Regions from separate parts of the Homo sapiens genome. Here region 2 is linked to region 1. Evidence: read pairs that join two places in POLR2A ChIA-PET (ENCODE). Cell type or tissue: GM12878. All regions are shown on one strand. Links, peaks and the distances in the headings refer to the core of each region. The heading gives the core; the rest is flanking DNA.

Region 1 (5,393 bases), core at 299-5,298:
TTGTTTGCTCTTAGAACAGTTCCTGGTGCTCAAGAAATGGTGGTTGAATAAATAAACAAGTAAATTACATATAGTCACAATTAACTATAAGGAGACATCTAATTATTTTGTTGACTTGAAATTTTATTATCAAATGTTTCTTTAAATTTCACCACTTATTGGGAGGCTGAGGCGAGTGGATCACCTGAGGTCAGGAGTTCGAGACCAGCCTGGCCAACATGGTGAAACCCTGTCTCTACTAAAATTACAAAAATTAGCTGAGTGTGGTGGCATGTGCCTGTAGTCCCAATTACTAGGGAGGCTGAGGCAGGAGAATCGCTTGAACCCGGGAGGTGGAGGTCGCAGTGAGTTGAGATTGTGCCACTGCACTCCAGCCTGGGTGACAGAGCAAGACTCCACCTCAAAAAAAAAAAAAAATGTTGCACCATTTGGATCAGTGTTGGAACTACTTAAGCACATTTTTTTGTAGGGGAAATGCAACTTGAACTACTATTATTATAGTACCTATTATGTTACCACTACATGGCCACAGAAGATGGTGGTTAGTAGTTAGGATAGAAAAGCAAGCCACTATAACATTGGGGACCAAACAATGGATCAGGTGTAAGGCTCTCTTATCTTAGTTTTATCTCAACTGTCAGATGACAACGTTGGTGTACTGATGTTCTCCAGAGGACACTGTAATTATGTGAGCTTTTTGTAAGAAGAATTAAGAAAAAACAGAGAATCTTAATATGTGCATATAAACTAACATGTTAAAACATTTCTTTAGAAGAAAATAGGACACAGGAAGGGGAACATCACACACTGGGGACTGTTGTGGGGTAGGGGGAGCGGGGAGGGATGGCGCTGGGAGATGTACCTAATGCTAAATGACGAGTTGATGTGTGCAGCACACCAACATGGCACGTGTATACATGTGTGACAAGCCTGCACGTTGTGCACATGTACCCTAAAACTTAAAGTATAATAATAAAAAAATTAAAAAAAAAGAAAATAGGACATCCTTTTAAGCCATTGTGAAGCATGTCAATGAATTAACTGATTATGGTTCAGTCTTGTGGGAAGAGCTTAGAGAAAATATGAGGGAGGAAACAATTTCCAACATTTCATTGTTGAACAGATAGCCGTCTAGTCAATACAGGAATTTTCCTTTAATTTAGACCCTAGTTGATGACATAAATTGGCTAATCCAAGCATACTGAGAAATTTGTAGCCAAACTTGAAGTGTTCTTTTTTAATCATTAGTTTTAATCAGAACTCATGCCCCAACTCAAAGAATAAATTACTGCTGTTTTCCTTTCCAGCTGCAGGCTATTGCTTTTAATTTTATCTGATTGTTATCTTGGCACTAGGTTTGGTATGTGTGCTAACAAAAGCATTTAAAGTAGAAGCTAGTAGAAGGCCAACGGTTCACTTATAGATGCAGGTAATTTGGAATCCTCCCCGTTTCCCTTTTAAAATCCACTACAAATAAATACATAAAATAATGGCAATGCTTAACGAATGGAGAAGCTGAAAAAGGAGTGCCATCGTAGTGAATTGTGACAGCAACATGCTGAATGATGGAGGGTCTCTGAGCAGGTATAACTCACTTTCATTAGATACTAGATCCTTCCTACTTTCTCTTTACCTTATTACATTAACCATTTAAGAAAATGAACTTTCAGCTGGGTGTGGTGGCTCAAGCCTGTAATCCCAGCACTTTGGGAGGCCAAGGTGGGTCGCTTGAGCCCAGGAGTTGGAGACCAGCCTGGGCAACATGCCGAAACACTGTCTCTACAAAAAATACAGAAATTAGCCGGGCGTGGTGGTGCGTGCCTGTAGTGCCAGCTGTTTTGGGGGCTGAGGTGAGCAGATCGCTTGAGCTGGGTAAATTGAGGCTGCAGTGAGCTGAGATTGTGCCACTCTCTCTAGCCTGGGTGACAGGATGAGACTCTGCCTTAAAAAAAGGAAAAAAGGAAGTTAACTTTTGTCTTTTTTATTTTTCTGTTAATGAGTGTTAAGGTAATTTTTTCCAAATAAATGAAAAAAAAAAAAAAAAAAAGCATGTATAGAGCAAATCCCAGGCAGGAAATCTGGATTAGTTAATTACCATTTGTTTCTGCTGTGCTTATTTAAGTAAAGCTATAAATACCGTTGATGGTTTTATAGGGAGACACAAATATGTTCTGATAGCTCAGCAAAATTTCTTGGTTGTGAATTAAAACATGAAGGATTTAATGAGATTTCCTTTAAAAATTTATCTTTGGCCGGCACGGTGGCTCACGCCTCTAATCCCAGCATTTTGGGAGGCTGAGGCTGGCGGATCACGAGGTCAGGAGATGGACATCATCCTGGCTAACACTGTGAAACCCCGTCTCTACTAAAAAAAAATAAAAAATAAAAAATAAATTAGCTGGGCGTGGTAGCGGGCGCCTGTAGTCCCAGCTACTCGGGAGGCTGAGGCAGGAGAATCGCTTGAACCCGGGAGGCGGAGGTTGTGGTGAGCCGAGATCACGCCACTGCACTCCAGCCTGGGCGACAGAGTGACTTGTGTCTCAAAAAAAAAAATCTTCCAAAATGTGTATATGCTTAATTATCAGAAAAGTAATATAGAGTGGAAAAAATTCTGGACTAGTGGTCAGAACATCTGGGTTCAAGTCCTGGCTCTATCTCTTTTTATAAGCTGTCCTACAGCTTCCTTATTTATAAAATGTTTTGATTTGGACTTCTTTCTGCCGCACAATCCTACAGAATTTAAGATTTATGTAAACATTGTATTGATCTTTGAAAAAATGAATATGAGGAAATCAGAATGAAATTATATGATTTTTAAGACAGTCTTTGATTATTACTAGGATTTCCTAATTCTTGCTTCATCCTCTTTTTGCATGGGAACACAAACTCCCTAAAAGATTTAGGAAAAAATATTTTTCTACCCAGTTGAGGGGTAAAGTTGATTCATCCTGGGAACAGTGCCCCTGGTTGGATACATCATTCAACTAAATATTCCTCCTGTCTTGCCCCCCAGCTGAAAGGCAGGAGAATGAACTAGAAAATCTTGAGATGTGGCTGGATTGGCTGCCCCAAACCTTGGTGTCTTCTGGACTTTCCTGTGTGTCTTGGGGCCTCTGCCCAGGGGCCCAGCTCCTCTGGTCTCTCTCTCTCTCTCTCTCTCTCTCTCTCTCTCTCTCTCTCTCTCTCTCTCTCTCTCTCTGTGTGTGTGTGTGTGTGTGTGTGTATATCTGTGTGTGTATGGAGGGTAGGTGAAAGGGGATGAGGAATTTATTTTTGTCTTCCTGGAAGGATAGATTCTTCTTTTTTGAATTAGCCTCATTAAACTTTTAAGTAATGACTCCTGAAAAAGGACAAAGGGATAAGGCTCTTTTCCAAAGAGTTATCTTTTTGTGCCAGCAATCAGTCATTACTCTCCTACCATGCCATGTGACACAGGATGTGGTCTGATATTTAGTCTAAATACATGCTTCACTTTTTTTCTGCTACAGAGAAGGCAATTATAATGCTCCTTTTGTTATGCAAATAACTTCTCAGAAAAGTGCCCTCTCTCCTCCTTAAAAACTAGATTTACTCAGACTAGGGTGAAAAATAAAAGTCAATCCTGGCATTTAAGTGGTTTCTGGCCCTCAGAAGCCATCTTAGTAGAAGGTGATGAATATGTTTAGTGGCTTCCTACTTCTGGAATATGAGCAGGGTCAGTCTACAGCAGAGTCAGAAGGGCTGTCCCTCCAGGGATCCAGGAAGGCCTGCTAACCTCACTGTATAACCCAGTCTTTTGGGGAACAAAGTTGACACTTCTGAATTGTCCTGTATTTCATTTCTTTGGACCCTACCCCACTAAACTATAATAAAATTGGGGTAAGTGGAATGAATGTAATAAATCAACCTTTTCACTCACATACGTTAGTGTTATATTATTCTTTTATGTAACAAAATGCCTTAAGTTAGTTATTGTATTTATCTAGAATTTTCCATGTGATGGGGAGGTTATTTCTTATACAGGGTCATTTCAAATCAAAGCAATATAGTTGTATGATTTGCCTACACATACGAATAGCTATTGATATTTTCATTAATTTGCTGATGTTCTCCTTAAGTGAATAAAGCATATCATTAAATAAAACTTTTGTGAGGCCTTTAACATTTCTGGAATGCTGGCTTCCCTGCCCCCTATGTTGTTTCAGTTACTTCTGTTGGCTTTAGCTACGTTTATATGTGACATGTGCTTATATTTTCTTTTCTTGCCCTGTTCTTATATAGTTTTGGGGAAAAAAATGGCCTGATTGAACAGGCTTACATTCTTTTACTGTTTTTGTGAATGACTAGTAGTAATATAGAATTTAATGATTCAGTCACACAAAAAACTATTTGGTCTTGTTTTTTCTTTTTCTTTTTCTTTTATGGGGGAAGTGAGATCTTTACCTTTTCAGATTCTTTAGTCCTAATTGGTTTATCTAAGTTTTCTATTTTTTCTTGCATCAATTTTTGCATTTAAAAATTTTCTAGCAATTTAACATTTTCATCTAGATTTCAAAATTATTCACATATAATTATTTATAAAATATTTATTATTTTTTTTTAAATTCTCCAAAAATTTCTATGGTTAGTTTCCATTTTTTCATTCTGCATTTTATTGGTCAATATTATTAGTCTGTTCTAGAATCAGTTTTTGGTTTTATTACTTTTCTCATTATTTAATATTTGGTCTCTATTTTATTTATTTTTCTCACTGCCTTTATTACTTCCTTCCTTCTTATTTAAGTTTATTCCGTAGCCCTTTCCGTAACATCTTGAGTTGAATGACTCATCAATTTATTTTTAAACTTTCTTGTATCTTGACAAATGTAAAGTTAAAATTTCTTTGAGTACTGCTTTAGGTATGTCCAACAAAGGCTGAAAAGCAAAGTTTGTATTACTCGTCAGTTCTGTATATTGCTTCTTTTCCTCTTTAACACACGGACAATTTGGTAACATATATTTCCAAACAGGTGAGATTTTTTTTTAAAGCTCTCTGTTTGTTTGTTAGTAGTAACTAATTTTAATGCATTGGTGCTAGGAGAATGCAGTATATAAACCATTGATACTGTGGAATGCATGGAACCTTCCCTTATAGACAAATACAAGATTTAACTTTTTAAGTGTTATATGGTATGCTTATAAAGATCCAATATTCTCTGTTAGGTGAAAAGTTCTCTATTGTCTAATAGTTGGAGCTTATTGTCTAAATTCTTCAGGTTATTGATATTACTGCATATTTTTTTTTCTGGCTGATATATTAGTCTCTAAGAAGGTATATGAAAATCTATATCTAAAATTGTTGATTTATCTATTTATACTTATTATACACTCTGTCGTTGACTGATACATTTTTCAATTGTTCCTGTTTTTGGTAA
Region 2 (5,393 bases), core at 224-5,223, 1.9 Mb before region 1:
TTAGAAGTTTATATTCCATGACATACTACCCCATTATGTATCAAATGCTCCTTACTATGCATGAGTAGGGTAGCCAGGAAACGTGTATTTGGAAAATTTTCCTAAGTGATTTTGGCATATTCTCTTGATTTAGAATCACTGATATGTACCACTAATATGCTCAGTAAAAATGAAGATTAGATGGGATGGGTGATAATTTTATAAGTCAAAATTAATGTGAATATCACTGAATTGGACCTCTCTTTCAAAACTCATGTACAGATATTGCAAGGATAAATAAATATTGGCAATATTATTATTAGAAAGTTGCTGTGCCTCAGGGCTCAGCCTGGTTACTCTGTGAATCACTGCTATTTCCTCTGCTCTTCTACAGAGTCATTTGTCCAGGATGAGAACAGTCTGCCCGTGCCAAGAAAATAGTTGGTTGTTGTGAAAAAACAGGAAGCTTATAGCCAAAGGAGGCAAAATATAATGGTGGTGTGGACTCTACTGGTGGCAACTGAGATCGGTACCCACTGGCTACTGCACTAGTGTGAGAAGGAAGATATTAAATAAAAGAAAAAGATAATGCCTAGGACCTTGGGCAAAGCATGCAGTGAATTAATGTGTATTTAGTGGAAAATGATAATGGTGAATAAATGAATGCACTCATGTATTATATGTATAACAAATCTTAAACATTATTAATGTGGGTAAAAGTTCAGGAGTCAGAATGAAGCCATCAGGCAAGGGGGACATTGAATATATAGTCTGATTTGAAAAGCATATTTGGCCAATGAGTTGGAGGAATACAAACCTGTGAAAGGCAGTTGAGGCCAGTTTATGAATGTCCTTGAAGTCCAGCTTTGATAAATGGATTTTACTCTGAAGGGAGACACCAAAGTATCTGAACATGGAGCTATCTAGTTGAAAGGAAAGTTTCAGGATAATGAATTTTTCAGGAATATGCATGATGGATGAGCGTACGGCATTCCTGGAGAAAAAGGGACCAATTAGTAGATGATTAAAATAGATGAGACATGGCTAATAATAGTAAGAATAATGGCAATGACTCCAGAAAAAATGGATGAGAGAGACATTTGAAAGAAGAAACTGGTACGCCTTAATGACAAGTGGATGTAGTTATGAAAGGGACAAGTAAGAGATAAGACAAAAATTTTCTGAGATTTTGGGACTGGGAATTACCAAAGGAGAGTTAATAAAAAATAAGGATAGAAAAGGCAAGTACTTCTAGGGAATTACATTCCTAAAGTATGCATTTCTTTTCTGATTCCTGAGAGAAATCCACAGAAAAGAAGATTCTGTGGCACAGTGGAGAGAATCATTCCATATGGGAACATCAAAAAGAAAAAGAGCACACATCTAAATTTTCAAAACTGCTCACCAGTCTAAGTTCTGCATAAGATTAAAGCAGAAGAGTGTCTAATTTTAGCTTTTTGCTGATTTTCTATCAACTCTGGTAACAATAACTGCAATTATATGCTGTTGTGTTTTAGGCACTTTATGTGCATTTAACCCTCATGAAACTTTATAAAGTATTGTTACTGTCTCCATTTTACATATGAGGAAACTGAGGCACATAAAAGAAAATCATTTGCTCATGTTCATTTACCCACTAATAATCACATTCATTTACCCACTAACTTCTGGTTATTCATTTTAACTATTCAGGTCAGGATTCATTGGCAGCATTCTTCTTGCTCAATCTTGGGCTAGGATCTAGTGGGGTTAGAAGACAAGAATACCATAGGATTCTTAATTCAAATAATTCATTCTAATATGGTAGACATAATATATAATCAGTGAGTAGGTCACACTCTTTGTGGTATTCACCCCACATTAGAAAAAATTCATAGAAAAGATGAAAGTTGACAGAGAATGTACAAAATTGCCATTGGTAATGTTTTCATCTAAGTTTCCTTATTTATAAACCATGAAGGCTCTTCTTTATTTTGCTTGCAGAAAGGGGGTTTAATCTCTAATCCGGCAATACTTTTAAAGAGCACTAGTCATTTGGCAGTAAGTCGTATGCTATCTTGGGATATGTTTTCTCTGGTTGCCTTAGTTTATTTTTTTTTAAATCATTCACTTTTTCATTTCTTTTGCCTTGTCTCCCCACCTGCAGTGTTCACCTCTTGAAGAAAGAGACTGTATTGCAGGGAAGTCATTGGTGTACTATAATGCATACTACTAAGCTATGCCATTGGAACTTGATATAAATTGCTTTTTTTTTTGGTTTGAACTATGATTTGATTTGATTTGAATACTGAATGCCAATTGACAAATGATTTCAAGATGGATTATATTATCTCCCTTATTGATAATGGCAAACCAAGCCGCTAAACATTATGGAGTAGAGGATATGGAGGATCAGGGAGGAGAATAAAGGCATCTTTCATTTTATCACTTTGATTTTTCTAACTCTGCATTTCCATGCAATTCCAGGGAGCCATTTCCACCATCTATTATCCTTTGAAGCATTAAAAGTGTTAAAATACTTGGACTGGTTCTTTGCAGTCTTATTTTACTATGAGACCTTGTTAGTATGATACCTCAGCTGATAATCTTGGGCCACATTTATGAGAAATGTTCAGGCTTGGAAAACGTGTGACTTTGAGTTCTATTTCAGGGTGTGTGTGACTGTAGGTATTAACACAAAATTTAAAGTTCTTGCCTTCTACAGTGCATGCTACTTTACACATAAGAGTGCTCAAATATTATGTTGTTTGTTCCAAGTTTAAATGGAACTGAACTCAGTATTTCCTTCCACATCACACCCCAACAAACCCAAGCACAGTCACACTCATGCATCCTTCTTCACCTTCTCTCATCTATTTATGACATTTCCATTCTCACAGTCACACAGATGGGAAACCCCTGAGTCATCTTCAGCTCCCCACTTCCTTGTGTGCTCCCTAAGTGTAATCAGTCACTATGTCCTGTCAGGTCTAATTCTGAATCTCTGAATCGTCTCACATCTGTTCCTTCTGTCAGTTCTCACTCCCATCCTCATATTTCAGGCTCTCCTTTTTGCATGGGGTTGGATACCCCTTGGCCTTTTGTCTTCTATTCCTTTACTAGTCTAATTCATCCCACCCAGCTTTGCTCAGAGCACCTGCCCTCTCTGAAGGCCTTTAGGTCCAATAGTCCATGTATAAATTAAGTCCTGCCTGCACAGTGCCTGATTGTCTTCTCTTCAACACTAACTTCTCTGGTCTAAATGTTTTACAAAACCACAATATTCCCTACTCATTGAAGATGTCCTTCCCTTCTATTTCTACCCCGAGCTTTTGCCACTGCTTGTTTTAATATCTCACCCACTCCTCTTTTTCCACCAATGATAATCCTGCCTGTGACTCAAGTCTCTGCTCCAAAACAATTTCCTCCAAAACGTACTTGACCACCCCCTTCACCAAAATTTTTTCTTCCCTGAGCTTTGGTTATACCTGCCTTCCTAGAGCACACATTATGTTCTATTTGTGTGTTTCTTGGATCTGCTGTAAGTTTATGAGCTCTATTTTAGTTCTCTATTATTTTCCTAATTGTTGTAAAAAAGGGTCAATAGGTTCTTAAGTGGGATTGCATACCAGAATGAAACCACCAAGAGCGTGCTTATGCTCTCACTCTCACACTTGGTCTCTCTTTCTATTTCTCATTTAAATATTAAGTTTAGAGATTAAGTTATACAGGGAAAGGCCCAGTCAGTATTGTATAATCAGAAAAAAAGGGTTTTTTTTATTATTGACATAAACTTGATTTTTTTTTCTTTTCTTTCAACATTGGCATAGGGACTATGACTTTTTTCTTTTGAGAAAATTTGAGATTGTACAGCCAGCCTAAGTAAATTCTCAGTTAAAAGTAAATAAGTCATCAGATGTGGTTACCAGAAGAGGGATGTTGCAGAATACACAACAAGAGAAATGACTACTTGCCATCTTCTTTGTGTTTTCTTTCCAGACTGTCCTGAATGCTCAGATGTGGAGCACAGGGACTGATTTATGTTTTTTCTGCACAGATTTTATGTCTACTAACTACACAAAACTTGGGGGAAATAAATCGTGGATAAATTTTAAGTACAAATATGAAGAAGCTACTTACATAGCAAACCATCTTGTATATTTAAAAGATGTTCTTTCTTAAATTCCATTTTTATCATATTACTGTCTGATTAAAAAACGTATTTTGGTTTGCTGTTGCCTATTATGTGAAGCCTAAATTCCAATGTCTGGATTTCATGGCATTTATCTTATCTTTGCTAATTGCTATTATGTGTTTATCATAGGTTTCCACATGCTTTCAGTAACATTCTGTAACTTATGAAATATGTTAATTTTTACTTATTGATTGATTTATGTATAATCAATTGTAAGTATAGTTGGTTATTTCAATAGCTATAACCAGAATGTATTAGAGACAAGGAAACTGTATTTTTAATTGAACATTGGATTTCTCTAATATGTTTCTATCAGCCTGAGAAGAATGCAAAAAGGCTTAAAAAACATCTCTCTATTCTGAAATGCTAAATAATTCTTAGATGAAATAGAAGGAGGCACAGAAAGGGAAATGGGAAGTAAAGGTTGTGGACATGCCTAGAGGGACTCAAAGCTAATGTTAAGAGGATGATCTTTGAAGGAAAAGAAAAAAAAAAACTGTACTGCTGGAGCTACACTGTGACAAATAGGGCTGTGTCTCTACCTTTTACAGAAGCAGCAAATGCACAATCTTATGAAAAAAATGTAGAAACCACAGTGTTACTAAAATTTTTTATCTGGCAATTTATAATTTACAAGCCCTCAACACGTTAAACCTTAGTTAATTTTTTTCCCAGAGAAGAAGGCATTATTATATTATACTTTGTGCTTTGAGAAAATTAATGCTCAAACTGGTTGCCAGTACTTGATGGAGCTATTACTCAGACGTCTGTTTCCAGGTGCTCTTTTTATTTCATTGCATAGAAACAAGCAGAACATTGTAAGTTGAGTCCTGTAAGTTGAGATTGTAAACCTTCATATCTATGTATCCATCTGTGTATGTATGTATGTATGTATGTATGTACATATCTATCTATCTATCTATCTATCTATCTATCTATCTATCTATCTATTATGTTTGTATCTATCATCATTATTGCCTATCCATCTATCTATAAGCTGATGAGGGTGGTATAAAAGGAAAGTCCAACATCCTCCCCTTCCCTATTCCTTAGCACTCCTACACTCTTCCTCCTTCACACAAGCACTTTGTACTCCACCAATACAGATTGTAGTTCACCAGCACACAGCAATGTACATGAGACAGCCCATACTAGCTTGGGAGAGTCAACTGTTAGATATTCAAAAAGTTTGCAATCTAGTTTAAATAGGGCTATTATTAAAACTGAATTATGACTGGGC

What was found. ChIA-PET counts read pairs that join two places held together with the same protein. Peaks named below come from ENCODE experiments on the same cell type or tissue, not always from the same donor. Only the 100,000 strongest peaks of a DNase experiment are listed, where the experiment ranks them.
Region 2: POLR2A ChIA-PET joins it to region 1 with 5 read pairs; 1 of 35 experiments calls an interaction of 5 or more read pairs at or near these places.

What each region holds. Positions count from the first base shown.
Region 1 is chr6:73,883,432-73,888,824 of GRCh38, forward strand. No RefSeq gene overlaps it. Among named protein-coding and RNA genes, the nearest start is that of CD109, 190 kb to the left of the region's middle. In GM12878, for the core only: no CTCF peak of the experiment used is centred there; DNase peaks (open chromatin) are centred at 3,410 and 3,595.
Region 2 is chr6:71,979,717-71,985,109 of GRCh38, forward strand. The region is part of intron 2 of RIMS1 (regulating synaptic membrane exocytosis 1); the gene reads left to right. Among named protein-coding and RNA genes, the nearest start is that of RIMS1, 96 kb to the left of the region's middle. In GM12878, for the core only: no CTCF peak of the experiment used is centred there; a DNase peak (open chromatin) is centred at 2,875; H3K27ac peaks cover 588 bases.